Linked DNA regions of Mus musculus: regions 1 and 2 are each linked to region 3. A link is a loop called in an ENCODE intact Hi-C map of the cell type or tissue named here. Cell type or tissue: heart. All regions are shown on one strand. Each heading gives the region's core, and the rest is flanking DNA. Links, peaks and the distances in the headings are about the cores only. Region 1 has its middle 69 kb from the start of Slco6d1. Region 2 overlaps Pam (peptidylglycine alpha-amidating monooxygenase). Region 3 has its middle 110 kb from the start of Gm29461.

Region 1 (10,881 bases), core at 3,581-8,580, 71 kb before region 3:
TACTTTGGTGGATTTCCCTATATTGAACCATCCCTGCATCCCCAGAATGAAGCCTACTTGATCATGATGGATGATCATTTTGATGTGTTCTTGGATTCAGTTTGCAAGAATTTTATTGAGTATTTTTGCATCGGAATTCATTAGGGAAGTTGGTCTGAAGTTCTCTTTCTTTTTGGGGTCTTTCTGTGGTTTAGGTATCAGAGTAATTGTGGCTTCATAGAATGAATTGGGTAGAGTACCTTCTGTTTCTATTTTCTGGAATAGTTTGAGGAGAGTTGGAATTAGGTTTTCTTTGAAGGTCTGATAGATCTCTGCAGTAAACCCATCTGGTCCTGGGTTTTTGGGGTTTTTTTTGGGGGGGGGGTTGGGAGAATATTAATGACTACTTATATTTCTTAACGGGATATGGGAGTATTTATTTATCATTAATCTTATCCTGATTTAGCTTTGGTATGTAATATCTGTCTAGAAAATTGTCCATTTCATCCAGGTTTTGCAGTTTTGTTGAGTATAGGCTTGTGTAGTAGGATCTGATGATTTTTTTTATTTCCTCAGATTCTGTTGTTATGTCTCTCTTTTGATTTCTGATTTTGTTAATTAGGATACTGTCCATGTACCCTCTAGTTAATCTGGCTAAGGGTTTATCTATCTTGTTGATTTTCTCAAAGAACAAGCTCCTGGTTTGGTTGATTCTTTGTATAGCTCTTTTTGTTTCTTTTTGTTTTCTTTTTGGTTGATTTTGGCCCCGAGCTTGATTATTTCCTTTCATCTACTCCTCTTGGGTGAATTTGCTTCCTTTTGTTCTAGAGCTTTTAGGTGTACTGTCAAGCAACTTGTGTACGCTCTCTCCAGATCCTTTTTGGAGGCACTCAGAGCTATGAGTTTTCCTCTTAGGACTGCTTTCATTGTGTCCTATAAGTTTGGGTATGTTGTGGTAGAGCCAATTTCTATGTGAAAACAAGGTCAAAAGCATATACTGAAGGAAAGTCATTTTCAAGAAATGCTGTACGGGAAACTGGATATTTATGTGTAGAAGAATGAAATACAACCCATGCACCGCATCCTACACAAAAACTAACTCCAAGTGTATCAAAGTGCACAATTTGAAATGTGAAATGTTAAAACTGCTAAGGATAATATAGACAGTACCCTACAAGATACAGTGTATGAAAGGGCTTTCTGGGAAAAAAAACAAAAAAACAAAAAAACAAAAAAACAAAACCTCCATTTGCACAGTAATAAGGGCCATCCACTGACAAGACTTTATAGAACTAAAGATGCTCTGTGCATCTAACAAGATAATTGAGTGAAGAATATATTCCCCAATGGTGGAGAATTGTTGTTAGCTAAACATCTGACAGATGATTAATATATAATATCATATAAAAAATCTAAAAAAACTAATGAGTCAATAAAACCAACAACCCAACTAAATTACTATGGATAAACAGGGAGTAAAATAAAATAAAAATGACTAAGAAAAACCTCAAAAGCAGTTCATTAGCTTTAGCGATTAAGGAAATGTGAATAAAAACCAGTTTGAGATTTAACTCACCCCAGTCAGAATCGCAAGATAAAGAAAAAAAAATGACAATAAATGTTGGATGGGATGTGAGGAGAGGGGAACCTCATTCAGTTGATAAGAATGCAAACTGATACAGCCACTCTAGAAGTCAGTGTGAAAAAAGAACATGTAGTCCAAATACATTATGGAATACTGTCTTGCTGTAAATGAAAACGAAACCATGAAATTTGCAGGGGTGAAACTAGAAGACATTGTTGGGAGGTAATCTAGACAGACAAATGGGTTCTCTCTCATCTGTGGGTCCCAGCTCTAAATCTTTAGATGTTCATCTATAACCTATAGTAACCATAGAAACCAAAAAAATAAAATTAACCTTAGAGCCTGGATACTAGAAAGAATAGCAGAATACAGTTGATATGAGCTATAAAATGGGGGAAGTGAAAGGGGACTTTCATCAGTTGGTGGAGCAATATAGAGAGGTGGTGTAGGGAAGAAGGACAAATATTACTAAGGATATTCAAAAGCCTGCATTATTTTGTATTTACCTAAACTTGAATATAATATGTGTATAAGTGTATATGTATACAAATTTCTATGCATATATCTTAAATGAAGTTATGCAACTTGGCTGACAGTGTTCCTCACAAGAGATACAGACTACATAACAAAAAAAGTTTTAAAATATTTGAAAGATTATTACTGAGACATTTTAAACCCTCTTTTCAAATACTAACTCATAGACATTTAATGCACATTTTACATATTTTCATTACACATCAATGCAGATTCATTACATTTCAATTTCAAAGACAGCTGTCTAGAATCACATATACATACATACTACCTACATAAATATTGTGTGTGAGGGGGTTTGTGCATGTGTGCGTGCATGTGTACACAATCATGTGTGTGTGTGTGTGTGTGTGTGTGTGTGTGTGTGTGTGTGTGTGTGTACTGAGTAGGACTAGACAAGCCAAATCTTGGTTCAGTATTACTTCCAAAATAAATTATACCCCTACTATATTGCTTTGTTTTAAGATATTGGATTATATTGCTTATAGCTCAACTTGGCAATAAAAAAAGCATATACAAGTTTAACTCAACAAAATAAGATTGCACACCATTTGGTGCTGATCTTAAAACTATAGGTAGAGAGATGATAGATAGATAGATAGATAGATAGATAGATAGATAGATAGATAGATGATAGATAGATAGATAGATAGATAGATAGATAGATAGATAGATAGATACTGTTGTGATCCACATTGGAAAAAATGAAATATTCAAAGGTCCATAATTAAAAATTCTGCTTGAAAATATTCAATTGTTTAAATAAATAAACAATTTCTTTAATAAAAACTATTTCAGATACAACTAACATCTGGCAATCATTTTATTTGTTGTGTTATTATTTTATTTTCTCTTGCAAATAACTACATAGTAATTTTAGATTGTCCATCCTTGTGAAAACTATTCAACCCAGAGTTGTTGTGGGAAAATAACAGCTGACAAATTTACATCCAATGCCAATAAACCTTTCATTAAAAGGTAATCATTTAATACTTCCAGTCTAAACTACTCTCCTTGTTCCCACATCAAAAGTTCCATCTAGTTAGATATTTATTGGCCAAAACTTGGCCATTTGAATGCCCAGGTTTAAAGCCTTAGTGTTTTTGATCTCATATGAAAATATTAAAATCTCTTTCTTGCAGCAATTCAATCTCTATAAATAATTTGAAGCTTAGCTTACATTGTTTGCCCATCCCTCAATGAAAGTTTACTGTAAAATGAAACCATTCATTAGTTTTCCATGTTCACGTAGAAACCTAGAGGTGAATACTTAGCCTCATCAAGTGACAGAAACATAGTTTACAAAATATACAACAAAAGTTATAAGAGAGAATAAAAATATTAATTTAGAGCAGAGTCAAAATTCTAATCTCTTTGATGATGTTGTCTGCTTTTAATCTCAGATTTTTAAAAAATGGCCAATGATAAGTCCTCAGAGGCCTGATGTTTGGCATATATCATATATATACATATATATATGATATATATTATTATGTGAGACCTATGCCAAATACGTATCTATATATTTATATATTATATACAAAATATATTATATTAAAATATTAATAATTATGGTACATATTAATAAATATACATGAGTATACAGATGTCATATTATGTATATATATTTATTATGTATTATAATATGTAGCACATATATATCATATTGACAATATATTAGTTGAATTGAAAGTCATTCATCAACAGTGGTTAATTTAGGTCATTGCTACTGTTGACCTAATGACTCCAGGGCAGAGAAAAAAAACAATCTAGGACTTTATCATCTGAAAACCTTGGGCATAGGACTGGCTTGGAGGACAAATACAGCTCAATGACATTAATGAGAGCCAACTGATAAAAAATGTACAAGTAGAAAAACAGCCTCTGAATCATATTTGAGGGTAGTCACTGAAGAGTGATGGGCTTTCCACCAAGCAGGTGAGGCAACAAGGTACTGGATTTGTATATAGATTGTGGCCAAGCAGGAAAGCAGATGATCTTTGGAGTCTCTGAGAGACATACCATTTAGGTTTCTAAAGTGTGTTTGTGGGAGGAATGAAGGATGAGCAATCGATTACAGAGTTAAGTGCAAAGATCTGAGAGGTGATAAAGGCCAGACTAAACATTAGCCACTGTTATTTGGACTGCTTTCATCCCCACACATTTAAGGTGAAGATTGTCCTAGAACATGAGGCTGAAGACTGGTAAAAATGTAGGAAGAAAAGAAAACAAAACATGCAGGAAGAAGAAGCTAAAAGCCAGAGACAGTTTTGAGAAATGAGGTTGTTTTGTTTTGTTTTGTTTTGTTTTGTTTTGTTTTTGAACAGTCTATGGAGCTGTTTTGTTTACTTTTGTAATGATTTAAACACTGTAGGCAGTTAGGTTTCTGTGTCCTTTTAGTTCATCATAGAAGCAATATTTCAGTGCTTCCCATAACCTATATTCAGCTTGAGTCCTAGCACATAATGCAAATGGAAACTATTTTCCAAGTAGAGACTGGAAGAATAAAGCTTTAACGCCATAGAATAGGGATTGCTTTTGAAAACATATCAGAATGCAGACAGAATTGTTATGAGAAACACCTGGAACACAGGGGCTTGAGTGACAGCCTTGTGTTTCTGTGACATGACAATCTGGAGTAGTGTGGGCTGCCAGCTTGGTCTCCACATCTCTGCATGGCCCATGTGTCAGAGCTGCCAAGCCATCATTAGTTTACATCTCTAAATTGAAGGGCATTGGACAGTTGTCACCCGGTCCCAGATAGTAGAAACAAGAGTGAAAAAAGAAACAAAAAAAAACCCCAGCAAATACTTTTCTGACAAACAAACAAGCAAACAAACAAAAAACAAAAAAATTATCACATATCTTGTTCAGTTACATTGCATTTATTAGAACTTCATCTTTTGGCTGTCCCTAATGAGTGACTAGGGAGAGGTAAGAGTAGGTTGAAGCCCTTGGTAACTAAAGGAGGTTGTATATTAGAACTTGATAATCAATATCATCTGTCTGTCATTGATGCTTTTAACAATAATTTCTTTTTTGTTGCCTTGAAATATTTATTTATTTATTTATTTATTTATTTGCATTTCAGATGTTAGCCACTTTCCTGGTTTTCCCTCCACAACCCCCCTATCTCATCCCCCCCCTCCACCTGCTTCTATGAGGGTGCTCCCCACCCACCCACTCACCTCCAACTCACCACCCTAGCATTCTCCTACACTGGGCATCGAGCCTCCATGGGAGCAACCAATAATTAGAGGGGGTCAACTATTACTCACTAAAGGCTGCATAATGTGTTGGTCTGTGGGATGTCACATAGTATTCATAGTCTTGTGTGATGAGTACTATGTCTCTCTCTCTTTCTCTCTCTCTCTCTCTCTCTCTCTCTCTCTCTGTGTGTGTGTGCGTGTGTGTGTGAGTGTGTGTGTGAGTGAGTGAGTACATGTGAGAGAGAATTTGTGTGAATGTGGGTGTGGGGGATATGTGGGTGTGAGTGTGTGAGGATGTTGCTGTCTTTTGATATGCAAATGTGCATTCGTGCAGAGAAATTACTGAGAATGTGAGTAAAGATGATCCAGGAATAGACCTGTAAAGAAATTCTTAATTATGAAACTATTAAAATATTTTAGCTAGGAGGTATTGCAGCTGATTAGCTCTTTAGGAATTCCATTTTGGTTAAAACCTCTTCTTACGAGGGCTATAAGGAAAAAAAGAATTCTTCATTTTGATGTAATTCAAAATTTATTAAACATTGTCTTTTAGCCAGATGTATATTGTTTCCCTTGAGAATGATAAAAATCACTAAAATAAAAAAATAACAGGGACTAGGTCTGTTGCCTGGAAACACTTCACATTTGATAACCTCTCTTAAAATGTACCTTAGTCTTTATAAAATAGAAAAGCTAGATAGGAGGGGAAGGATATACAGAGAAGTAATACAGGTTTCTGCTGATACTGGTTTCTAGTTTCAGCCCTGTTAAATTCAAAGTCTCCTGCATAGAAAATGCAAGGAAAAGAAGCACAAAGTCTAGGTTTCTGCCCTTCAAACACAAATGAATTCCATAGGTCAGGAAAGTTTACACTGAATCAACCAAAGCATAGCTAATAAGGAAGTAGATTTGTTTTTCATCCACAGGACGAGTCCTCGATTCCACAGGTGGGTCTGATTTCTTTTTTGTGACTATAGTATAAATAATAGCCTCAAATACCAGGAAATTGCTTTGCATAACTGCCTAAGACAAAACTGGATCCCTGGTTTTGCATATTTTCTCAACCATTCTCAATGCAAACATAATTTGGATTGAAAATTTTGTTACTAAATAATTGAATCTAGAGAGACCCATTCCAAAATGTTCATTGGTGTCTTAAATATGTACTTTTTTTTCTTTTGCTTAGTGATTATATCAGCCAGTTTATTTGAAATCATGACGCCATTGAAGATACTAACAATGGAAGAAGGAAATAAAATTCTAGAAATACCTTCTAGGTATTAATGCGATGATTTTGTACCACCAGATGGCGGTATTTAGTTTTGAAACCATATTCGCCATACCACAGCCAAGTATTTAAAGCAGTTCAATATGAATGAATAACCTTGTCTTAGACAAAAGAACCATCACCAGAAGAGTCTAATGTCTTTTCTTTGTTCTAGTATCATCCATCTGTGCAAGCTGTCCCTTCCTTTGAAATACACGAAAAATTAACTATGTACAAAACCCACACTGGAGCTACAAGACAGAATGGGACTACAAGTGCCTGTATTTGGCAACAGATGGTTTGAAACTGAATACAATAATCAATAATGATGATGCCTTGACTACATGAGCAGCTGTCCTCCCCACAGCTCAAGAGCCTCTCATCATCCCTCTCCTGCCCCAACAGACAGTTATATCACCTAGAGAATGTTCCTTTGTCTCTTTCCTTTCTTTTCCTTTACTTTTGATTTTGCTTCTCATCTCCAGATAATAATCAACCTTCCTGACACAAGAGAGCAACACTTTTGCTTGTTCTCACACCTATACAAATACTCTGCAAACTGTTTTAAGCCTCTCATACCATAAGCACATAAACTTGATGATGGAATAGGTAGACTGAAGATCATTGAAATACCTGTTCAAGAAATTTTGTCTCAAGAATACTTATCTGTGTATGGCCTTAGAACAGGATGAGCTCTTTATATAAGCTTTGACTTAGAAGGAAAGGTGTTTGATTATTAAAGAATACTTGAATTTTTCTCTCAACTGATTACTAATTTCTTACTCAAGCCTTAAATCTTCTGATTAGTTATTTGTTTCTTTAGGAAATAATAGACTTTGTAAGTACAGTTTACAAATGTTAATCTAAAGAAATGTTTAATTTTCAAGTCTGTCTATTTCTGACATTTCATTAATTTGGGAGGAGGGGAGAGTGTCTTATTGCACATGTCATAGTGTATGTATGGAAGTCAGATGGCAACTTGTAGGAATTGGTTTGTCCTACATATCCTCCACATAAGCTCTCCAGGTGGAGGTCAGCTCTAATGGCAATCACATTTACCCACTGGGACATTATTTATTAATTAACTGCCATGGAATAGAAATGTATCTGCTTAGTAAATGACAATTTCTTCTTTGTTTATTAGATATTTTCTTTATTTACATTTCAAATGTTATCCCATTTTCTAGTCTCCCCTCCAAAAATCCCCCTATCCTCCTCTCTTCCCCCTGCTCCCTGCACCCACTCCTGCTTCCTGGCCCAAACATTTCCCTATACAGGGGCATAGAACATTCATAGGACCAAGGGCCTCTCCTCCCATCGATGACCAACTAGGCCATCCTCAGCTACATATGCAGCTAGAGCCATGAGTATCTCTGTGTGTTTTCTTTGATTGGTGGTTTAGTCCCAGGGAGCTCTGGGGTTACTGGTTAGGTATTATTGTTGTTCCTCATACACGGCTGCAAACCCTTTCACCTCATTGGGTACTTTCTCTAGCTCCTTTATTGGGGACTTTGTGCTTCCTTTAATGGGTGAGTATGAGCATCCATTTCTGTATTAGTCAGACACTGGCAGAGCCTCTCGGGAGACATCTATATAAGTCTCCTGCCAGCAAGCTCTTGTTGGCATCTGCAATAGTGTCAGGGTTTGGTGGTTGTTTATGGTATGGATTCCTAGGTGAGGCAGTATTTGGATGGTCATGCATTCAGTCTCTGCTCCCAAATTTTTCTCTGTAACTCTTTCAATGGGTATTTTGTTCCACCTTCTAAAAAGGATCAAAGTTTCCACACTTTGGTCTTCCTTCTTCTTGAGTTTCATATATTTTGCAAATTGTATCTTGGGTATTCTGACCTTCTGAGCTAATATCCACTTATCAGTTAGTGCATAATATGTGTGTTCTTTTTAATTGGGTTACCTCACTTAGAATAATATCCTCCAGATACATCCATTTGTCTAAGAATCTCATAAATTCATTGTTTTTAATAGCTGAGTCGTACTCCATTATGTAAATGCACCACATTTTTTGTATCCATTCCTCTGCTGAGGGATATCTGGGTTCTTTTCAGCTTCTTGCTAAATAAGGCTGCTATGAACATAGTGGAGCATGTGTCCTTATTACAATTTGGAGCATCTTCTGTGTTTATGAACAGGAGAGGTATTGCTGGATATTCTAGTAGAACTATGTCCAATTTTCTGTGGAACTGCCAAACTGATTTCCAGAGTGGTTGTACCAACTTGCAACCCCAACAGCAATGTAGAAGTGTTCTTCCTTTTCCACATCATTGTTAGCATCTGATGTCACATTAGTTTTTGATCTTAGCTATTCTAACTGATGTGAGCTGTAATCTCAGGGTTGTTTTAATTTGCATTTCCCTGATGATTAAGGATGTTGAGAATTTTTTTAGGTGCTTCTTGGCCATTCAGTAATCCTCAGTGGAGAATTCTTTGTTTAGCTCTGTACCCCATTTTCAATAGGGTTATTCAGTATTCTGGAGTCAAATTTCTTGAGTTCTTTATATATATATTGGATATAAGGCCCCTAGGTTTAGGAGTTCTCTAGTGGAATTTTTGGGTTCACTTACATATACTATCCTATAATCTGCAAATAGTGATATTTTGACTTCTTCCTTTCCAAATTGTATCCCTTTGATCTTCTTTTGTTGTCTAATTGCTCTGACTAGGACTTCAAGTACTATATTGAATAGGTAGGGAGAAAGTGGGCAGCCTTGTCTAGTCCCTGATTTTAGTGGGATTGCTTCCACAGTCTCTCCATTTAGTTTGATGTTGGCTACTTATTTGCTGTATATTGCTTTTATTATGTTTAGGTATGGACCTTGAATTCCTGATCTTTCCATGACTTTTATCATTAAGGGGTGATTTTGTCAAATGCTTTCTCAGCATCTAACAAGATGATCATGTGATTTTTGTCTTTGAGTTTGTTTATATTGTGGATTACATTGATGGATTTCCATATATTAAACCATCCCTGCATCCCTGGGATGAAGCCTACTTGGTCATGATGGATGATCATTTTGATATGTTTTTGGATTTGGTTTGCAAGGATTTTATTCAGTATTTTTACATCAATATTCATAAAAGAAATTGATCTGAAGTTCTCTTTCTTTGTTGGATCTTTGTGTGGTTTATGAATCAGAGTAAATGTGGCTTCATAGAATAAACTGGGTAGAGTGCATTCTGTTTCTATTTTGTGGAATAGTTTGAGGAGTAGTAGAATTAGGTCTTCTTTGAGGGTCTGATGGAACTCTGCACTAAACCCATCTAGTCCTGGACTTTTTTTGGTTGGGTGACTATTAATGACTGCTTCTATTTCTTTAGGGGAAATGGGACTGTTTAGATCATTAATCTGATCCTGATTTAACTTTGGTACCTGGTATCTGTTGAGGAAATTGTCCATTTTATGCAGGTTTTACAGTTTTGTTGAGTATAGCCTTTTGTACTAGGATCTGATGATGTTTGGATTTCCTCAGGTTCTGTTGTTATGTCTCCTTTTTCATTTCTGATTTTGTTAATTAGGATACTGTCCCTGTGCCCTCTAGTTAGTTTGGCTGAGGGTTTATCTATCTTGTTGATTTTCTCAATGAACCAGCTCCTGGTTTGGTTGATTCTTTGAATAGTTCTTTTTTGTTTCCACTTGGTTGATTTCAGCCCTGAGTTTGATTATTTCCTTCCATCTACTCCTTTTGGGTGAACTTGCTTCCTTTCATTCTAGAACTTTTATGTGTGCTGTCAGACGACTAGTGTATGCTCTCTCTAGTTTATTTTGGAGGCACTCAGGGCTATGAGTTTTCCTCTTAGGACTGCCTTCATTGTGTCCTATGGGAAGTTTGGGTATGTTTTGGCTTCATTGTCATTAAGCTCTAAAAAGTCTTTAATTTCTTTCTTTATTCCTTCCTTGACCAAGGTATCATTGAGTAGAGTGTTGTTCAGTTTCCGCATGAATGTTGGTTTTCTATTATTTATGCTGTTATTGAAGATCAGCCTTAGTCCATAGTGATCTGATAGGATGCATGGGACAATTTCAATATTTTTGTATCTGTTGAGGTCAGTTTTGGAGAAGGTACCATGAGGTGTTGAGAAGAAGGTATATCCTTCTGTTTTTTGATAAAATGTTCTGTAGATATCTGTGGCTATTCCAGCTTGTTTCTTCAGACCATTTGCTTTGAAAATTGTTTTCAAGCCTTTCACTCTGAGGTAGTGTCTGTCTTTTTCCCTGAGGTGGGTTTCCTGTAAGCAGCAAAATGTTGGGTTCTGTTTGTGTAGCCAGTCTATGTCTTTTTATTGGGGAATTG
Region 2 (10,881 bases), core at 2,790-7,789, 300 kb after region 3:
TGTTTGTTATTGTGACCAGTGCTATTAAATACCATTGTTGACATGTTTGTGTTCATGGTTTAGATTTTGTTCAAGAAGAAATTCCCAGAAATCCATATGCTGTATGAATGTATATGCATCGTTTAGTCTGTTTAGTCGTGTCCTTCTAGCCTCAGACAATCTCCTGAAAAGTAAATGAAATTCATAATTTGCTAGCTATTTTTGTTTTCATTTTTTTTTCTTTCCCGACACAAGAAAGCACTTTCTGTAAAACCGGGAATTTATCTGTCTGATTATCACTGTCCTCAACATGAAGGCACTGAATATGTATTTGGAGCAGCAATAATTGCGAGCATTTAGTACACACTTAGCCCTGTCCTTAGGAGATTAATTCACTTATTCCTGGAATAGCTCTTATGAAGTAGGTGGTGTGATCATTTCTGTCAGTGAAGAAATTAACGCATAGGAAGGCCGTGTACTCACTCCAGCAGATAGAGCTAGACACCCACCGGACAGTTTTCCTTCAGCTACTCAGTTGCCACAGTCTTCCCCATCTCTCATGGAGTATACTAATCCATGAACAAATGGTCAAAGTGCTTCTCTGAGTCTTTAACCAATTGCAGATTTCAGGGTTTCCTTTTATCTTTGTTAAATAAAAGCAGTGAAAGTGACCCCAGGTAGTTTTATGGTCCTCTGCTGCAGCCCCAACTTACTCCCTAATGATCGTCTTCCAGAATTAAAACCCATAAACTGGAAACCGTCCTTGCCTGGTGAAATTATGGATGTATAAACAGTATATGTGCTTTATATTGCAGATAAAATAGGGTGCCCGGGCTGGCTGTCTCTAGGAAACAGTCTTTATTACTGCATCTCAAACACATCATGTCCTCTTTCCCACCTGGGCTCCTTGGCTTCTGCTGTCTGCTATACCAGGCACGCTCAGGCTGTGCCTTCTGTTGAAGTTGCCATCTAACATTTCTTCTTGTTCATACCATCTTGAAGACACTTCCCTTTCTCAGATGTCTGAGGTGCTTTTATGGTCTTTTCTGAGACTAGTGCTTCCATCAGTTGTGTGAAGTTCTTACCTCCGAAGTAACTTACCTTCTCCTTTTAGTGTTAGTCATATGAACAAACCCAAACACAGATCATAGTGTTTTGTGCATTATACAAAATTAAGTAGTTTTGAATGAATAAAAGCATTGTCATGGTAACATATAATGTGAATTTTAAACATCTTGAGAGAAAAAAACTGGAATCCTCTATATCCTACATTAATAAGGATAATAAAATAAAAATGAAGTGGTAGTGGTTAAACATATTTATTATAGTATTATAATGTGTATCGCATCTTTGAAAGATTTAAGAACCATAGTTCGCTTTCAGTTCTATAGTAAAAGGTATTGTATTTATGGTTACAAATACCACCTGGGCTTCTGCCCACAGCTTCTCTTCTCTTCTCTTTAAGTGGATGCTTTAGGGACATCAAAGGTAATAAAAGCAATCAAAGAGTTCAGTGGAATTTTATTTCCAAGGTTAGTACTAAAGGGTGTGCTCCAGTTACAGAATTTTAACAATAAGTTTGTTTTCGAGTATTTTGTTTAAGGCCAAGCCTCCTTGCAGCTCAAGCAAGGACTGTCCTTGAACCCTGTTCTGAATGGAACAGAATTCCTTTCCTAATATATACACTTTTCAAAAGAGAATTTCAGGGAATGTTCTCCATTGTCACTGGACAGGACTGTACTTGTTTGGGCACTAAGACACTGGTGTAGCCTTCAACATTAATGTCCCCATCCCCAGGAGGCCTTTTCCTTTACCCAGAATAAGGACATCTCAAGGTTTTTGTTGCTGATTTCAAACAGGGAGCCAAAGGCAAAAGTTCAAACAAACATTAACAGTCTTCTAAAAACACCATTGCTTATGCAGATCACCTGTGGTCCTTGGGTGCTGGCGAGCCTCAAGCATCCCTGAAGTAGTTGAACATTAAATTTTTGTTTATATATTTGGTGTGTGGTATTTAACTTAGATAGTGCTGGCCATGATGAATATCATTCAGTTTACAATTCATGTTTATTTATGTTCTTGGTTTTTACACACACACACACACACACACACGGCATAAGCTTCACTATACCATGAGTTATAGAGGGAAATTTGGAAGCTAACATATTATTGAGGAAAATGTTTAAATTATTGAACTATCATTCATTTTTTGTACTAGCAATTGACCTTAGAGCCCCTTCCTTGCTAAGCATAAACTGTACCATAAAGTAACTGTCCCCAGCTCCTGACTTTTGTTATTTACTGTTATTCATCAAATCAACTGATTTGATATTCTTTGGGCCATATTTATAAATATGGATTAAGCATTTAGAACTCTATTTTATAGAAGTTATTTTCACAATGTACCTGAAATATTTTAAATTAATGCCAACTATCATTTTCAGATTTAATTCCTAATCTGAAAAATGTTCAGCTCAACAGACAAGTCTATGTTTGATTATTTAGAGTTTAGCCTATTGAAGTCCTAGGATTTAGCTTAGTTGAGCTGTATGTGGAATGTCACATATTCTGTGTGGCTTCTGCAGACAACAGAGGGAAGTTTCCCCTAAGCCTGAAGGAGTTCACATTGAGTATATTGACAAAGATTAGCCCAGGGAAAAATCATACAAACTTAAACACTTGGGGAAGAGGGGAAAGCACAGTATAGTGGACAAAGATAGGATTGTGACTCTCCCACTAGCCAGAAATATTCATAAACACGCCACTTTTTTTCTGTAAGGGAGGTGGTGTTTGCAAAATATAGACTGCACATTTTTATTGGCTTTAATTAAGGCTCCAGAAAATCACCTCCCAGAAAAATCACCCCTTTGGTATTTGTGTGTGCCTGGGCTATGTTCTGGTCATGGGAACCTGTCCAGTAGGGGTGCATTTCTGTTTTCCATACTGAGATAGTAGGGTTTCAGGCTGAGCGTGGAAGACAGCTGTGTTCCCTTCTGCAGCTGAATATTCGTATTGGAGAAACACAATGCTTGTGTAGAGAGGAGGAAGAAACATAAGAGGACCCTGATTTAGCACCTTCTTTTAAAGGTTGTTAATTTCCTTTTCATAAAACTATTCAACTTAACAAATCTGCCATAGTTTTGAGGTATCCTTCCCTGAGCCCTCATCTCTCTTATTCATATTAATATGAAGTTCTTGACCATAGTCTTTCTAGATATACTTCATTTGGAGGATGGCTGAGACCCTTCCCACTCCTCTCCCACCTTTTTCTAATTCTCTTACTAGTTTCTAAACTTTATGTAGGATAGGATATCTTTGGGGATACATACCACAACAGGAAGAAATTATTGATTTGTATATTAGATGCCAGATTTTTAATGGGCCTTTGCAAGGCGCGTTTGTTAACTGTAGGGTTTTAATTTGTTTTAAAGTAATGCTGAGAACTTGGGCAATTGCTTATGTAGAGATGTCTGTGCAGGCAGAAGGTATCTCTCTCTACCCCTTCTCCTCTGTAGCCCCGCTGTGCTTGTACATGGGATGCCTTTGTTCTCATATTTTCTGCCCGATTATCGTGGTCTCTAAGTGCTTTGTCTTCGCCTCTCTGGTTTATTCCTTGTGCCTTAGTCAATGATTTGAGTGAATAACTTTGTTTACATTGAACGGAGATCTGGAGCATGGCTTTCTTTTTGATGAGATGAGAGAGTGATAAAGAAACCCGGAGAAGTGGACTAGATAGAAAAGGAAGGCAGGGTGAAGAACCAGGTAAAAATCGGAACAGTAAAATAAAAAAAAAAAAAAACAAAAAAACAAAAAAACAAAAAAACAAAAAACAAAAACAAACCCTGAGTGGGTGGAGGGGAGGAAGAGCAAGCTAAGGCAGGACAGGGGCTTTGCTCAGGGTCTGTGAAGTCACTGGGGCTTGTCGCTGGGGTGGAGAGAGATCAACAGACCAGCATTTTCCCCAGGCTTGGGCGCAAGCTTGTGAAACTCCTCGTGTATTAAGGAACCTCAGCTGGGATTTGCTGAGGACAAATGCTGTAATGTGTTAGTCATCCATTATCGGCTTCTATTTTTGCAGGTTCCGAATGATGACTGACGCGGGTCTGCGCGATAGCCCTCACAGCCCCTGGCGTTGTGAGCGATAAGGACCCTGCTCATCCAGCCCTGTGGCTGCACCGGCTCCCGGACGCTCTGGAGGGCGGGCGGCTCCCGCGGGCGGGCGGAGCGGACTCCAGCGCCGCTTCCCACGCGTCCGGAGCGGACGGAGCGGACCTGGCTGGCCGCGCATCGCCCTCGCCTGGGGCCATGAAGTAGCTGCGGCCGCCAGCCTTGCCCTCCCGCTGGCCCGGCCACTGCCCGCTGCCCCGGTCCTGCGCGGACATGGCCGGACGCGCCCGCAGCCGCCTGCTGCTGCTGCTGGGGCTGCTCGCCTTGCAGAGCAGCTGCCTGGCCTTCAGAAGCCCACTTTCTGTCTTTAAGAGGTGCGTGTTTGGCTTGTTTGTTTTCTTTAGACTGGAGGAAGGACGTTGGGGTGGGTTCTGTGCATGCTCCTTAGAAATGTAGTCACTTGAAGTAACCTGGTTCTTGGAAGAAAAAAAAAAACTCTACAAGGCTGATTTTTTTCTACCCAAAACGTCTTCCAATTTTAGCTCAGTAACTTCTCCTGAAGTGCCCCTTGCATTTAAAGCCCACTCAATCGTCCTATAGCCAAGCTGCTACCCTGGCTTTCGGAACTCCAATTAGAAGTTGTGATTTCCAGAACTAATCGCTCCCTCTTGGAGAAATATTTCAGAAACTGCAATATAGTTGTTTAGACTTGAATGCCTTCCTATATGTAACAGCTGGAGGAATAAAATATCAAGATAGATCGGTGGTGGGGAGAAGATCATTGGCTGTAATAGCTCACTAGGAAATATCGAGCTGTATACACGCACCTCGTAATTACCATATGAAATATTTATGTACTTGTACGTTTGTAATTCACATCGCAGTCTTTATTTCGCCCTCATATAATTAACTGTACCTAGCAAGGCTGTGCTTAGGGTTTTCTGTTGTTTATTTCCGATTAGTAATGTTGGACGCTCATAGTTGACAAAATGCCACGGGGTTACAGTTCACAGTCTTGCCACTAGAAAACTAGCACGGATGTGAGGATGATAACGTCTTCATTAAGTAGAAATAAATATGGAAGTATAAGCTTTTATTGGGTCGAACTTTATACCCTGCTTAGTTCTTTTGGCTTTATTTTGCTTACAAATTGGTTATAAGTTGTTCATAGACAATAACATGATTCTGGGAGTTAGGATTGTTACAGAGCCATTACATCTTATAGTTTTTATTAGATCTATATTATTAATCCTTAAACTTAAGGACATAGGCTTTATTTCTGTCCTCCCTATTATGTTCAAGGATGTTCAAATTATCTCCTTAAGGTTTAAAGAAACTACCAGATCATTTTCCAATGAATGCCTTGGTACCACCAGACCCATCACTCCTATTGATTCTTCGGATTTTACACTGGATATTCGCATGCCTGGGGTCACACCTAAAGAGGTGCGTGGAATTCTGTCCTTTTATTTTTCACCTGTTCTGCGCAATGTCTAGAATTAAAGGTAAAGCAAGGCATTTGCGTGTATAGCTGTGGTAACTTCTTTGCTTTCAGACTTTCCAGGTGAGGCTGGAGTCCTGTCAAATGGGTAAGACTTCAAGGGAAAATATTCAGTTAAATTAGGCTTATGAAAAGATTACCCACTTTGTTATTTGTGACTCAAACAGAAACTTTAAAAAAATCTATGTTTTGAGACTCTCTATGGAGAAATGTCCTCTGTAATACAGCGCCTAAATGTGCGTTACGATAAGGCAAAGTGTTCTAATGAAGGGAATAACGCTGAGCAGCTGCATCCACCAGATTACTGTGTCTTTAAAAGATGCTTCCAAAGCCGCCACCGTTAAGGTAGAAAATCTTGCTTAATACCAAGAACTTGAAAAATAAAACATTCCACGGTCTGGAAAGTTAAGGGAACTATTCGCACAGGTGGCAGAACGAATTTTCTAGAGCTCTCTTTTGAAGAGATAACAGCAGTGCTCACACAGACGTGTCGCAGAGCATGTGAAGTCGAACAAGGTTGCTAGGCACCCCATGTCTTAGCACACACAAGAAGCTAACAGTGCCACTGCCGTGTGTGTACAAGGTGTTTCATTAAGCATGAAAGGCCAGAATTAATTACGCTCTGCAGCCTGGCAGTGCGGGGATTTATGTATGTCATTAAAAGATAGCCCTGTGCTTTTTGAAGGGCTGTGGACGGTGGGAGGCCTGGATGTGGGAGAGCTGACAGATGACTCAGTCTTACAGATAATGCACGATTTGATTTCCTCTTTTTCCCCTGTACCACTGGGAAAATAAAAGTATTCTATTTGTTGAGGAAAAACGACTTTTGAAATGGACAACCAGAAGCTCTAGGAAATACATAGGCCTCTTACGTCAGGGTAATACCTGACAGTATTTGAAGACCTGAGTATGATTATCTGTAACTACTGTAGAGCTGTGAAGGACATGGCCCACACTGTCTCTGCATGACCACATCACCAGACAGATACCTCTTCTGTACATTTTATTTCTGTCCTGGCCCTGAGTTTTGTAATCACCTTGTTTAGTATTTAACAACGACACTAAAACCGGAGCACGAAGGCCATAGTCCCCAACCCAAGAAATTAGCTGTTTGTTTGTTCTCAGTTTTAAAATGTGGTTTTAAACTGTATTTATTTAAACTTAGCTGCTGCTTCTTTTTATACAAAATAATCACTAATTGGTCATCTGTCTTCCTTCCTCTCTTTCCTCCTTTCTCTTTCTTTTTCTCTTTCTCTCTCTTTCTTTCTTTCTCTCTTTCTTTTTCTTTCTCTCTCTCTCTTTCTCTTTCTTTCTTTCTTTCTCTCTCTTTCTTTCTTTCTTTTTTTCTTTCTTTCTTTGATTGTTTCCCTCTATATACTGTGAGCTACCCCAAACCTCCTGGTACTCTTCCTGTCTCGATCTCCTCGTTGCATGAGAGACAGGAATGAGTAAGAATGCCCAGCTTCTGTCTAAAACAGTCTAAAAGACAACTTGTCTTATATCACGTTTCCCACAAGAACATCATCGTTTTAATCAAATAGTCAATTAGAGCTATTTGAAAATATTCCTTTATTCTTATTATTGAGTAACAATAGTAGACAATTCTGTCTCAACCACTACTCTCAGAAAGAGTAACCAGAAGAGTTAATTTAAAAAAAAAAGTGTGGGAGAGCTTCGTTTTCATAAATTAAATCTTTATTCAATTTTAGAATCTTACGTGGAAAGAAAGCATGCAGGGCTTAAACTGCTGGCTGTTTGTCTTGCACTGCAGGCCCAGGACTTTGGCTCGTGTGGTGGCCATTTGTTGGTTGCCTTGCAGCTGAATCATTCTCCTCTTTGCTCTTTCTCTATAAGACCATGTGGTTCCCAGGAGTCAACTCAAGAGGGGGCATAAACCAACCAGGACTAGCAGATGGCTGGATCTGGCTTCCCTACCATGGTGATTGGTTGCAAAAAAGATATGTGTATTAGAGTAGTCCAATCAACTATTAGGACTTTTGCTAAGAATGTATCTTTCTCTTGTATAAGTGGCAAGCATGGAGCCCTGGTGTAACTAGCCTTATGGGAATGGTGTACCTAGAATAGTATAACAGAACACATTGTAGAGAGGCTGACCCAGTGGATGTTCCCGGTGATCTCAGTCTTGTTGGCACCATTGCTTATGTTAGCCTAGTTCATTCACGCTGGGTTGAGGTTGGTCTTGCTTGCAACTGCGACTTGCGATTGGATGGGGGGATTCAGGTGCTCTGAAACAGTTTTGACCTGGTTAGAATGTTTCAGTACATTCCCTCAGCACCCTTGACCTGCTTCCCCGCTGACCTACAGATGATGCACCTTGTAAGCATTCATGAAACATGACAGGCTGCCCATGACGGCCAGATAGAAAACCTCTCTCCTCCTCACCGTGGCACTCTTGATAAGGTGGTCGAAGAGGTGTGAGACTGTAGGTATGTTTGTGTGTGTGTGTGTGTGTGTGTGTGTGTGTGTGTGTGGAAGAAAGCAACCACTTTTGCCTCACAATGTGGCTAAACCTAGAGCTCACACAGACAAGGGTCAGCAGAAAGGAGATGGAAGAGGAAGATAGAATGAAGAATGTTAGGATGAAGAAAGTAAAGGGAGAGGGAGAGTGGGGGCTGAGTGAGACAGGTACAAGCCTTAAAAGGGAAATGAAATGATGGAGAATAGGAATAAATGGGGGAAATATAGAATACCTGGAATATGAAGAAGAGCACACTTTTTTTTTAATTAGGTATTTTCCTCATTTACATTTTCAATGCTATCTCAAAGGTAAGAGCACACTTTTTACATCAAGGAAGGGCAAGAAGAAAGGGAAATGTGAAGCTGGTAAGTACGTTGAGATTTCCTATTGGCTGTGGCTCAACAAGTGAAACAGAATTCATGCAAAGTCACAATGGAGAAGCAAGACGGTGGTGTCAATAGCCCAGAGAGGTCCAAGAAATACATCATTCAGTCTAGACGTTAGGAAGTACTGCTTCTGTTTTGGAAATAATGTGTGGGGCAGAGATAAGACTGACAGAACTCTCTTGCTTGAGAAATAAGACTGTAGGCTAGGATAGGAAGGTAAGCAGATTATAATAGAGGAGGAGGAGACATTAGGCATAATTCACATAGTAGGACATCCAACTGATTGCACAGATGGAGTATAATCCTAGATTATTATTTTGCTAAAACACACCCTGTTGCGTCAGGCCTCTGCATTGAGGTTCTTCCCAATATGAATGCCTGTTAAAAATTACTCCATTAAACCTGAACCAGTTTGTTTAGGAAAAGTAACAGGGACTCTATTACAATATCATTTTTAATTTTTATTTTATTTATAATAGTATGTGTATGAGAGAGGGAAAAGATGAGAGGGAGGAGGAAAATAAGAAAAGAGAGGAGAGGAGAGAAGGAGGAGAGGAAGAGACAGAAGGTGAGGTGAGGAAAGGAGAGGAGAGGAGAGGAGAGGAGAGGAGAGGAGAGGAGAGGAGAGGAGAGGAGAGGAGAGGAGAGGGAGAGCAGAGGAGGGGTGAATGTGTGTGGAAGTCAAAGGTCAACTTTCAGGAATTGATGTTTCTTTCCACTGTAGAATCTGGCAGTAAAACTCATCGTCAAGGTTGTAAGGCAAGCACCTTTCACCCGCTGTGCCACCTCACCAACCTCCAGTATACGGTTTCATTTGTTTGTCTCAGCCTTTAATGTACCTCATATAATCAAAACAAAACTCTTCAAGTAGATTCCCAGGAATTACATGTCCAGTAATTGCTTTGTGTCTGCCTGGTACTGTATTCAGTCCTCAATAACGAATAGCAAAACCAAGAAACAAAAAAACAAACAGGCAAACAAACAAAACTAGAGGACAAACTAAGGAGAGTGGAGAGCCTGAAAAATATCTTCCCTGGGATAGAGCAGCAATGGTCAGTCCTGAAAACAAAGGAACATTACACGGGGTAAGCGGATTGAATTTATATACTTAGGAACACACACACACACACACTCATACACTAAAATTAATGTACATTTTTAAGAGAAGGCTATAGAATTGTAATTTTCCTTTTTTAAAAATTGAATCTTTTGCCACAGTGATTGATCGGCAAACATCTGTGCAGTAGAAGACGAACTTGTGACTGTCAATTTTCTCAGTCAGATTCGGGTTCTTTACGATGTTCTGTTCCTCTTAAGCATTTTTTCAGAGAGAGAACATATTTTTGAGTGTTTGAGTGTTTACTGTAGACTACTATTATTGTATACTTTATAACCGTTGTCTCATTAAATAACATAAAAATCCTACTCAAGGTCCTATTTTTTGCATAAGAAGTTGAATCCAAGAGAGATTAAAATAACCTGACCACAGCCAAATGTCCAGTAAATAGAACCCAACTTCAGATTCATATTAACTTGAATCTGAAACGAATGTTTATTTTATAATTCTGTTCTACAAATCTGTTAACGGTTGATGTAAGGAGAAATTTAGCTATTATCAATGGTACAACTTACAAAAAGACAAAGTAGCCATGTACCTCATACACCGAGGTCTAACGGCCAATCATATACAATGACTAATTCACAGTAACAGAGAATGTTGCTGTTTATTTTATGTAAGTATGCATATTTAATTATACATACTTATAAAAATATGTATAATTATTTTTGTTAAACAAAATACAGATTGCTGAGTCCATCCAAAATCACCAAATATGCTCTTCTTAAACACTTCCATGCAAGAAGAAAGGCTGTTGGTCTGAATTCCTTCAGTCACTTCTCATCCCCTAATTGTTAAAAGACACATTAAGAAGCAAGTTTACCCTATTTTATCCCAAATTTTCCACCAATCCTATCTAAATATAAAGCATAGTTCAGCAAACTATTTCTTAACATGTCAGATAGTAAATGCTGTCCCTTATGTGGTATACAGCCTCTTGACCATTGTACTTAGGAAGCAGCTATAGAGAACATGGAAAGGAAGGCTTGGCTGTATTCCGATATGGAGTTCTATCTGTGAAAACAGCCAGTCAGCTCATGGACTGCAATTTCTCTGTCTCTGATCAAAACAACTGCATCTGTCATTTAGGCTAATAAATTGATTTAACCTCTGGTGTCTCATGAACCTTGTCTGACTTACAGAACAGGAAGAATACAAATATCAGTGCAGGGTTCGCAGTGCCTTAATCTGTTTTTCTTCGTATTCAGTATTTTTATATTTAAATGATCCTGTGTGCCTGAGTTCTTTTATGTGGAACATTGCATTTCCTGCTTCAACCATCTCAGTAAGTAGTGATCCCTGCTATATAATT
Region 3 (10,881 bases), core at 3,970-8,969:
TACTCCTCTTGGGTGAATTTTCTTCCTTTTTTTTTCTAGAGCTTTTAGATGTGTTGTCAAGCTGCTAGTGTATGCTCTCTCCAGTTTCTTTTTGGAGGCACTCAGAGCTATGAGTTTCCCTCTTAGAAATGCTTTCATTGTGTCCCATAGGTTTGGGTATGTTGTGGCTTCATTTTCCTTAAACTCTAAAAAGTCCTTAATTTCTTTCTTTATTCCTTCCTTGACCACGGTATCAATGAGAAGAGTGCTGTTCAGTTTCCACATGAATGTTGGCTTTACATTATTTATGTTGTTATTAAAGATCAGCCTTAGTCAATGGTGGTCTGATAGGATGCATGGGACAATTTCAATATTTATGTATCTGTTGTTGAGGCCTCTTTTGTGACCAATTATATGGTCAATTTTGGTGAAGGTCCCATGAGGTGCTAAGAAGAAGGTATATCCTTTAGTTTTAGGATAAAATGTTCTGTAGATATCTGTTAAATCCATTTGTTTCATAACTTCTGTTAGTTTCACTGTGTCCCTGTTTAGTTTCAGTTTCCATGATCTGTCCATTGATGAAAGTGGTGTGTTGAAGTCTCCCACTATTATTGTGTGAGGTGCATTCTGTGCTTTGAGCATTACTAAAGTCTATTTAATGAATGTGGCTGCCCACATTCTGCCACATTGTTTTCCAGCCTTTCACTCTGAGGTAGTGTCTGTCTTTTTCCCTGAGATGGGTTTCCTGTAAGCAGCAGAATGTTGGGTCCTGTTTGTGTAGCCTGTCTGTTAGTCAATGTCTTTTTATTGGGGAATTCAGTCCATTGATATTAAGAGATATTAAGGAAAAGTAATTGTTGCTTCCTATTATTTTTGTTTGTAGAGTTGGCATTCTGTTTTTGTGGCTGTCTTCTTTTTGGTTTGTTGAGGGGTTACTTTCTTGCTTTTTCTAGGGCGTGATTTCCATCCTTGTATTGGTTTTTTCTGTTATTATCCTTTGAAGGGCTGGTTTCATGGAAAGATAATGTGTGAATTTGGTTTTGTCATGGAATACTTTGGTTTCTCCATCTATGGTAACTTACAGTTTGGCCTGGTATAGTAGCCTGGGTTGGCATTTGTGTTCTCTTAGTGTCTGTATAACATCTGTCCAGGCTCTTCTGGCTTTCATAGTCTCTGGTGAAAAGTCTGGTGTAATTCTGACAGGCCTGCCTTTATATGTTACTTGACCTTTCTCCCTTACTGCTTTTAATATTCTCTCTTCATTTATTACATTTTTTGTTCTGATTATTATGTGTCAGGAGGAATTTCTTTTCTGGTCCAATCTATTTGGAGTTCTGTAGGCTTCTTGTATGTTCATGGGCATGTCATTCTTTAGGTTTGGGAAGTTTTCTTCTATAATTTTGTTGAAGATATTTGCTGGCCCTTTAAGTGGAAAATCTTCATTCTCATCAACTCCTATTATCCGTAGGTTTGGTCTTCTCATTGTGTCCTGGATTTCCTGGATATTTTGAGTTAGGATCTTTTTGCGTTTTGTATTTTCTTTGAGTGTTGTTCTGATGTTCTCTATGGAATCTTCTGCACCTGAGATTCTCTCTTCCATCTCTTGCATTCTGTTGCTGATGCTGGCATCTATGGTTCCAGATTTCTTTCCTAGGGTTTCTATCTCCAGCATTGCCTCACTTTGGGTTTTCTTTATTGTGTCTACTTCCCTTTTTATGTCTTGGATGGTTTTATTCAATTCCATCACCTGTTTGGTTGTGTTTTCCTGTAGTTCTTTAAGGTTTTTTTGTGTTTCCTCTTTAAGGTCTTCTACCTGTTTAGCTGTGTTCTCCTGTATTTCTTTAAGTGAGTTATTAAAGTCCTTCTTGATGTCCTCTACCATCATCATGAGAAATGTTTTTAAATCTGGGTCTAGATTTTCGGTTGTGTTGGGGTTCCCAAGACTAGGTGGGGTGGGAGTGCTGTGTTCTGATGATGGTGAGTGGTCTTGATTTCTGATAGTAGGATTCTTACATTTGCCTTTCGCCATCTGGTAATCTCTGAAGCTAGTTGTTATAGTTGTCTCTGGTTAGAGCTTGTTCCTCAGGTGATTAAGTTAGCCTCTATCAGCAGACCTGGGAGACTAGATCTCTCCTTAGTTTCAGTGGTCAGAGTACTCTCTGCAGGCAAGCTCTCTTCTTGCACGGAAGGTGCCCAGATATCTGGTGTTTGAACCTGCCTCCTAGCAGAAGTTGTGTTCCACTCACCAGAGGTCTTAGGATCCCTTGGGGGATCATGTGTATGTCCTCGTGGGTGTCCAGAGACTCTGCGGGCAAGGAACCCTGGTGCTGGAGTGGACCAGAAGGAACTTGTGCCCCTGATCAGGCCAGGTTATCTGCTTCCTTAATTAATGCAATCTCAGGTCCCGTGGGATTGGATTGGAGCAGATGCTGTGTTCCACTAACCAGAGGTCTTAAGATCCCATGGGGGATCCTGTGTGGGTCCTTGCGGGTGTCCAGAGACTCTGCGGGCAAGGCACCCTGGTGCTGGAGTGGACCGGATGAAACTTGACAATGTAGCCTATTCTTAAATTTACCTGTCACTTCCTCTGGTCATCATAAATAGTATAGATAATATCCATAACAACTTTAGTATAAGGGTCAAATTGCCACACTAAATTATGATTGTTTTAATTATGAAACATAATTAAATAATAATAAAATAATAATACATATGTTTTTATTATGGAGTATCTCTTATGCTTACATAAAACATGTTTTCAAGTGAATATAGTAATAAATTTTCAAATTTACATCTAGCAATTAACAGAAAATTTAACATAAGAGGTGATAACATACTCATTAGAGTTTATGGGATTTAATTCAAATAAAGAAATGTCTTAAACTTTCTAATTTTGACTATACACACACACACACATATATATATATATATATATATATATATATATATATATATATATATCAGAACAAATAGGAGCAGTGAAGTTACATTAGGTCTTGTTGTATCATCAGTGCCACTGTCTGGTGGGCTGGCATGAGTCACACAGAGCTGTGGTCAATCTCAATCTCTACCTAAATGTTCTGTTCCACTTTCTATCACCACATCATAGCAGGAAACAGTTCATTCAGATAAACCTCGTATGCTGATGCAGCAGCTTATTATTATGTATGAAACTGGGATTCTAAATATTTCACGTACAGAGTTCTTTCTAACTTCAAAAGAAATGAAAGTGAACTTCCACAAGCTCATTTCTCATTTGAAATCCCAAGTGAAAGATGATGATTCAGATAACTTCATGTCAACATTAGATGGTCCAGAGGACCTGGAACCATGTCACAGAAAACTATACTTTCATTTTTGATAGGAAGATAATTTTTAAAAATGTTTTATTTTTTATATAGTTGCCATAATATTGTTGGGACTAGAAAAATATGACATAAGACTTGATAGTGCATTGAGAGTCATTCTCCAGAAATAAGACATAATATCTCTTATTAGGTTATGTTGCTGAAAAATATTAGTAATATTTTTGACTATCAAACACAAATGTATTATTAAAAAATCTATACTGTTAGCCTAGTCAGATGGCTCACTGGAGAAAGGCATTTGCTGGCAAACCTGTCAACCTGAGGTCAATCCCCATAGCCCACATGTTGGAAAGAAAAAATTGACTTCTACAAGTTGTCCCTTGACCTCCACACCTGTGCCATGGCCTATGTTTGCACAAAGTGGCACACTAATTTAAAATTTTTTAAATATATTCTATTCTATCCCTTAAGTCTCAATATCTACCACGCTTTGCATTCTACTTTAGTTCATATAGTTACTTTAATAACAACATAAAGTGAACCATACACTGCTCATTAAACAAATATGGAAGCTCTTGCTGTAATGGTTGGCTAGGTCAGAGGAGGAAAAACAGATACCTTCAGCCCTCACTGAACAGCAAGCAGCTCATGGACTACATTCTTGAAACCACCAAAGGCTACAGGGAAAATAATGTCAAGCAAGTTAAAATTATTTAATGAGAAAATCCATTTCCTCAGCCTAATAGGGGCTGATTAAGCATAAAAAGTAACAAAATACAGCGAGGTTCCTTCTCCTTGGATGACTACCACACTACAGTCCTGAGAGATCTTTGTCCACACACAAAATGAGGATTTATTTGGATAATATCAAGCCCATATATCTACATAACGTCAGTGTACTCTGGAAAGACAGAGAGCAGTATTGCAGTATTTTCAAAGAAGAAATACCCTTTGCATTATTAAAACCTTGCATCTCACAAGCAACTCAGGAACCAGTTTTCCAGCATTTTTTTAAATCACATTTAAGACATTGAACCCCACAAATATGTCTAATTAGCACAAAAGCAACACATATGATGACATTTTAAACATAAAGTAGCATTGAAATCCAAGACCTAGCCAGATACATAGTTAAAATTGACTAAACTGTTTCAAATGCTATGTCTTTAAATTAATTTATGTTGAACACAGTGGGTACCAGAGTCAATTCTGGTTACTATGACAACAGACACTGAAAATTTAAAGATTCAGCAGCAGGCTGGATTCCCTGCAAAGAAGGCTATTTTACATTAAAATTACATACTATAGCAATGGTGTCAATGAAACATGTTAGATAGACATGTAAGCCATCTTTTCAAAAGTCAGTTTAATTAGTGTATCAGAAACAATGTTTATCACGTTAGCTTACATTTCTCCTCACTAGATTTAAGGAGTGAGATGAAATGTAAATTTCAGAAAGTAAGCAACTAGTTACTTAAATACAGTCATAAAGAAGAAAGATATCTAAGTAATATTGTAACCAAAACACAATAGAGTAGCTGCCTATAATATTTGTTTGCAGATATACTATTGGCCAGGCCATTCTCCTAAGCCTTACAACAGCAGCAGCAGCAGCAAAAGGAACAGAAGAGGGACTTTTCAATCACATGAACACACTGACTCTTCTAGTTTGGTAAGATGCACAAGGATTTCTCTAAAGAGTACTTTAATTGGCTGTAAAATTGCTGGATTTGAAAACGGTTATGTTTGTATCATTCCAACACAGTTTTTATGAGGTCAAGGCCCATCGGTTCTAACAAATAAACACACTAACTCATGCAGCTCCCCGAAACAGTCACCTTGTTGCATATAAACCAAATGGAGGGAAACGAGATGTGAGAGGCTATCAGTCAATGCTTGCAAAAGAAAAGAGGAAGGTGGGGGCTGCAGGAAACAGCACCTCCCACCGCTCCTTCCAATAGAATAGGAATATAGGAGGGAAAGTCTGCTATAATCTAGCTAGCTGAACCTCGTGTAGCAAAGCTTTCTGCTTAGGCTTTGCAAACATTTTCTCATCCACATTTAGGCAGGACTGTCCATTTCTCCATTGTTTAGTCTACTGATGTGCAACAATCACTCTGGAGCTGGCTCGCCCTGAGTTTCTGATTAAAATTGCTTCCCTCTGTGCTGTCCCTGGTGCCAATAGTTAATTCCATTTGAAATAGAAGATGTCCTTTGCTCTGTTCAGTTTATAATTCTCAAATTAGATTCTTTAGTGAAGCTTTGGCTTTTAGATACTGTTTGTAAAAAGGAACAAGCAGTGAGAAACGCTACATAGAGAGGGAAGATGTTTTTGCCTTAAGTGTGACCCTGTGCTAAGCTTCATGAGCAAGCTCTCAAAGCAAATAGCACTTATTCGTCTGCCAACTCTGTCCTCTCATAGTTCATGGGAACTGTTAAAAGTTCTGTTTTATTGCCCATACCAACATTTCAACTTCACAAAGATAAACTAAAAGGAAAGAACTCATAATTTAGATACAAAACACACAGAGCACTTGGAATCCAGGCTACAGATTACAGACGATAAAGGAAAGTCTGCATTCCACATACAGTTAAAGATTTAAAAAAATAAAAACACTAAATATTTTTAATTGTTAAGTCCAGTATTGATCCTCAACTCTAAAATCAGGGGATATAGATCAGGTTTAAAATGCATTCATCGTCAGAATGTATACAAGCCACAATGAATCAGAGCAGGGAAAAACATGAGATTAAAACCATGTACAGTCAAAATCTGAAAGTTCAATTCCAGTGGCATAAGTTTTCCTTTGTTTCCTCTCAAGCAGTGAGAAAATAAAGAACTACTAAAATGGAGAACTAGGCAAGTACAAATGGGGCACTGATTTCGTGTTTTGTTTTAAACCATGTGTTTACAGAATCTAGCAGGAACAGCTTGTCCCATTTAACTATCTCAGACTTCAAGAGCCCTCTTCAGGTATTTATAGTATTTGCAACAGGCTGCAACTAGTATAGTTCATAATGCCTTTCTACATGTTTCTGTTTAACTTATCAGCAACATTTAGAGATGTGATACATGAAGCAAGAAATTATTTATACCTAATTTGTACCTCTCAAAATCATCCACTATCCATGTAGAGTAAATATGGCAAAGCTGCTATCATTACTAATTAGGTGCTACAGTTGGAAAGACTGGAAAGGAACTTTGTCTTCTTAACCCTTGAGAGAAGAAAAACTTATGTTTGGAACATAAATCAGATGCAAGGCAAAGGTCAGTGTCGGAGGGATGATAGGACCATCTGACCTTGATTGTGCAAAAACTGATAGTGGTGGCAAATGCACACATAAACATAACATATTGGCTTGAGTATGCCAGAAAAAGACATTGGGAGAAAAAAAAAGGGTGAATTTCTTTAAAGCTTGGATTTGCCAATTATACCCAGTCAGACAGATGGAAAGGAAGTGCATTCCAGAAGATAAAGCCAGAATGAAGGCACAAAGTGGGCATATCCATTCCAGAGACATTAAAAAGTCATGTTGGTTAACTAAAGCCCTGTCTGGAAATTTTTCAAAGATGCAGAACAGTAAAATGGCAAGATGTGTCATGCTTTCTGGTAAAAATGATGTGTCCAATGTCAATAGGTAGTCTGAGGTAGGAAGCCATACTGTAGAGACAGCAGCTTCTCCAAGTGGAATAAAACTATCTAGCCCTAGGTTATAGCCTAAGTCCATGAAAGGGACAGGTTAGAATCACTGCAGAGATAGAACCAAGTGGCAGTGCACAGCACCCTAGCAAGTAGGCTGAGGAAGAAGGCTCTCAAGTTTCAGGCTTAGGCTAGCCCAGGCTATCTAGACAGTTTCCCACCCCTCTTCTCTCTGAAATGGAGGCAAGACAGAGGAATTAGGAAAACATATGTTATGAAAGCTTGAAAACCAGAATCTAGTCCTTAGACCATTTAACAACACCAGTCAAGGTGCTGGTAGTAGCATTGGTTTAGGATTGCAGCACTAGGGAGATAGATAAATATACTCAAGGGATTGATGGTCAGTCAGTCTAGTGTAATTGTAAGGTTCAGCCCATGAGAAATCCCTGTTAAACGATATAGATAATATTCCTTCAAATGACACCCAACATCGTCATCTGGCTTCATAGACACACACACACAAACACACACACACACACATCCACTGGCAGCCTTACAAATGCAGATACTCAAATCCACATGCACATACTCACATCCAAAGAGAAAACAAGCAACTATAGCAGGGATAGAATTAAGTATATTTGGGAAACGCAAACTCAAAGTCCCCATCTTTAAGGATTAAGAGAGTTGATGTGTTAAGGAATAGGGGTAAATCAGAATGACAAATGTTAAACCATATGCAAATTGTAATGTCTTCGTGCTGCCTTTACCTAACATGATCTCTCTATGAACTGCCCATTGCCACTGCCCCCCTAGATAGGCAAAAAGTCAGCTAAATATACCACTGCTCATAGCTTTAAAAAATACGGAAAATTCAAATAGTTCTTGTAAGTGATACTTATTTCAAAAATGGACTATGTTTTTTCTTAATCTCACCTTCCTTCTTCTTCTTTTAAGATGTATTTATTTATGTATTTTATGTAAATGAGTGTTTTCCTGGATGTATGTCTGTGAACAAGAAAAAAGAGTTGGATCCCACTATAGAAGGCTATGAGCCTCAGTGCTATCCATGGACCTCTGAAAACACAACAACCACTCTTAGACTCTAAGCCATCTCTTCAGCCCCACCTCCCCTCTCCTAGATGTGCATTATGGAGAATGAGTTCATGATCAGAGGAATTGGAGACCTTGTTTACATAGCTTATGCCACTGAGGAACTGTAGGCACCTTATTCTCACTTTTCATCCTCTTCTCCTTAGAGGATCCCAGCTTACCTGAGACTTCCAGTGTAGACATTGGGTGAACTTGTAATTTGTGGTCCAATTCTTGTGGCTCACGTAATATTTCTGGTCATGAGTGCTGGCTTCCTAAGCATCTATATCAGGGACTCTTTCAGAGGTCTTTTTTTCCTGACTCCTACTCAGTCTTGTCCCTGGCCATCTAATTGGCAGCACTTGCTAGAACACCACCTTCCCGCACTGTACTGTAAAGCCCCTAAACAACAAAAGAACAGACTGGAAAAACTTAACCTTCAGAGCCTGATTACATGAGCATGACTGAAAGCACAACATTTATTTAACTGTGACTCTAACCTGAGTGAGCACAGGGCACTCTTTTCAATAGTGTGGGAAATAAGAGTCTCTCTATCTTTGTAGCATCCTTGTGAATACAACTGTGCTTCTTTAGCCCAGGTCCAAGTAAGGGATCATCATCTGGGCAGACCATTAAATGTGTCCTCTCCTTTTCATCTCCAAAATACTCCAGAGAAATGTGGGTTTTTATTTATTTTACTTAATTGTGTGATGTTAAGGAAGAGTTCTTTCCATCACAGCATCCTTTAGGCTGAATCTAATCTCCATGGTGATGCAGTCTACAATCTCCAATTTAGCTGTGACTATGACAGCTTATTAATAGCAGAGAATAAGAAATTCTGTTGTTCATATGGCAACAGAGAAAACAAAAGAATTTAGAAAAATCTTCCTGGCAGACAATGGCCTGGCTTATAAAGATAATAATTTATATGACATATTCTGTGCCAAAATCTGAGCACTACCCTTATATCATAATCTTCCAGAGAAGGTGGAATCTCAGGTGGCCTTGTTTGAAGGTCCCCAATATGAAAAACAATAGACAAGGCATATAAATATTTTCAAATGTAACTTGTAGATTTATGTAATTAGTATTTCACAGCACTACTAAAATGAATAAGTAAAGAAACTTTCAAAATCTCATATTAGATATGACATACACTGCTTGAAAGTAGAATCTTGTCAAAGACACATTATACAAAAATTGAATAAGTACACTCATGCTGTGCCAGAGACTCAATCAGAGAACATTAAACAGAGGGTTCACTACTCAGTTCCACATAGTAAATGATGTAGGAAACTTCAGTTGACAGTGAGTTAATTATCTGACATTTGTAATTGAAGTCATTAAAGAAGAAAAAGAATGGGAACATTCCATCCATGTTTATCCCCTTTTTTCCTCTTCTGATTACTTCCTCTATCTTTGTTATCTTTACATTTAAGCTGAATGCCTATAAAGCCACTTCTTAATTTATCATTTATCTGTGCTTCTTTCCAACATGAAGCTAGGACTCAAAACCCCACTGCAGATTTAATTTCAAGTCCTTATGTCTTGGCAAAATACCACAAGTACCTAAGACCACAAAATTATGCATGCCCTAGGAGAAAGTTTCACTGTCTTTTAGCTAAAAACTAACTATTGCTCTAGCTGTGTTATTTCTAGTCTTTGTGACCATGAGAAAGATACCAAAAATCTCTGTGCCTCAAGTTCCCTATCTCTAACATCAGAATGATGGTGTGTGTTCTCACTTCATTGGATGATTGGAAGAATGACTCTCAGGTTGGGGATCTGTTGTAAAAGTTTTCTGCAAATTTCAAAGTCCTATAGTCATTGTTCAGAATGACTGTTTTTGCTTCCTTATTAGTAGTCTGCACTGATTCTACCCGTAATCCTCAGGACTTCTTCATGCCCAAGATCACTCACTGAAACACTTTTCTTCTAATAAATGAGAGTTTAGCATACCCAATGCAAGCAACAAGTTGATGGGAACATAGTAGTTTAGTAGGTCAATAACTCAAGTCCTAACAAACTTTGTCACTTCCTTTCCTTCCTGCCTTATTTATCCACCCCATTTCTTCTCTTTCCTGGGTTGTGCTTGAATGATCTTTTCTTGCTCTTGAAGTCTTGTCTCACAGTGCTCCAAGGAGAAACAAAATAAAAGACAGTATCTCTTGAACAGCTCTCTCCTTTGTCTGCCCCAAGAGAAATCTCTAAAAACTGTAAGACTAAAAATAAAGTCTGAAATGTTCCCATTTCTCCTTTTAAATCTTTTGATTAGAATCACAATGACAAATTTTCCATTAATAAAACCCAGTGTATGCCTTTTTTCCCTGGCTGACTCATTCTGCTTTCTCGGAGTATACTCCAGAACACTCAAGTCTGACTCAGCCCAAGCTTCCAGATTCACACTGTCAGTTAGAAGACTATTGTGCTGAGACCTGTGTTCTATAGAAAAATAACTCTGACTATCTTTAAGTCTCTTGTTGTCTTGGAATGACCAAGTATTAAAAGGACCAAGTTTCCAACATTCTTTCTAATCTCAGCTTCATATGCTTTCAAAGACCTATAAAGAAAGACTTAGTGTTACCAAGCCCTGTCTCTATAGTGTGTTTTACTCTTTGTTAGCTTACAAACTAGCAGTTTCCTTTATGACTACACCCTTTTTTGTTAGGAAAACATGTGTGTTTTGTTTTGCATCTGTGTTAACTGGAAATCTCCACTTTATAGTTTATGCAGACCTGGTTTTAAGTCTTGGCTTTGCCTATCTCTATGAGACCAAGCATATTTTTTCCTTCCTTAGACCTCTATTTCCCCTTTCATTAACTAAAAGTAAAAAAAAAAAAAAAAAAAAAAAAAAAAAAAAA

Evidence for each region. Peaks named below come from ENCODE experiments on the same cell type or tissue, not always from the same donor. Only the 100,000 strongest peaks of a DNase experiment are listed, where the experiment ranks them.
Region 1: a loop joins it to region 3, with 2.3 times the contacts of the local background. A loop is called at or near these places in 2 of 42 quality-filtered maps.
Region 2: it touches region 3 in a loop (2.2-fold over the local background); 2 of 42 quality-filtered maps call a loop at or near these places.

Annotation. Positions count from the first base shown.
Region 1 is chr1:98,346,210-98,357,090 of GRCm38, reverse strand. No RefSeq gene overlaps it. Among named protein-coding and RNA genes, the nearest start is that of Slco6d1, 69 kb to the left of the region's middle. In heart, for the core only: a CTCF peak has its summit at 6,603 (motif pointing right); no DNase peak of the experiment used is centred there.
Region 2 is chr1:97,970,436-97,981,316 of GRCm38, reverse strand. Pam (peptidylglycine alpha-amidating monooxygenase) reads left to right here. Exons shown (of 26, transcript NM_001357127.1): 2 at 4,058-4,460; 3 at 5,412-5,532. The coding sequence starts at 4,360. Among named protein-coding and RNA genes, the nearest start is that of Gm31771, 65 kb to the right of the region's middle. In heart, for the core only: CTCF peaks have their summits at 2,884, 4,045, 4,255 and 5,100; a DNase peak (open chromatin) is centred at 4,126; H3K4me3 peaks cover 3,561 bases; H3K27ac peaks cover 3,693 bases.
Region 3 is chr1:98,275,233-98,286,113 of GRCm38, reverse strand. No RefSeq gene overlaps it. Among named protein-coding and RNA genes, the nearest start is that of Gm29461, 110 kb to the right of the region's middle. In heart, for the core only: a CTCF peak has its summit at 6,230; no DNase peak of the experiment used is centred there; H3K27ac peaks cover 1,420 bases.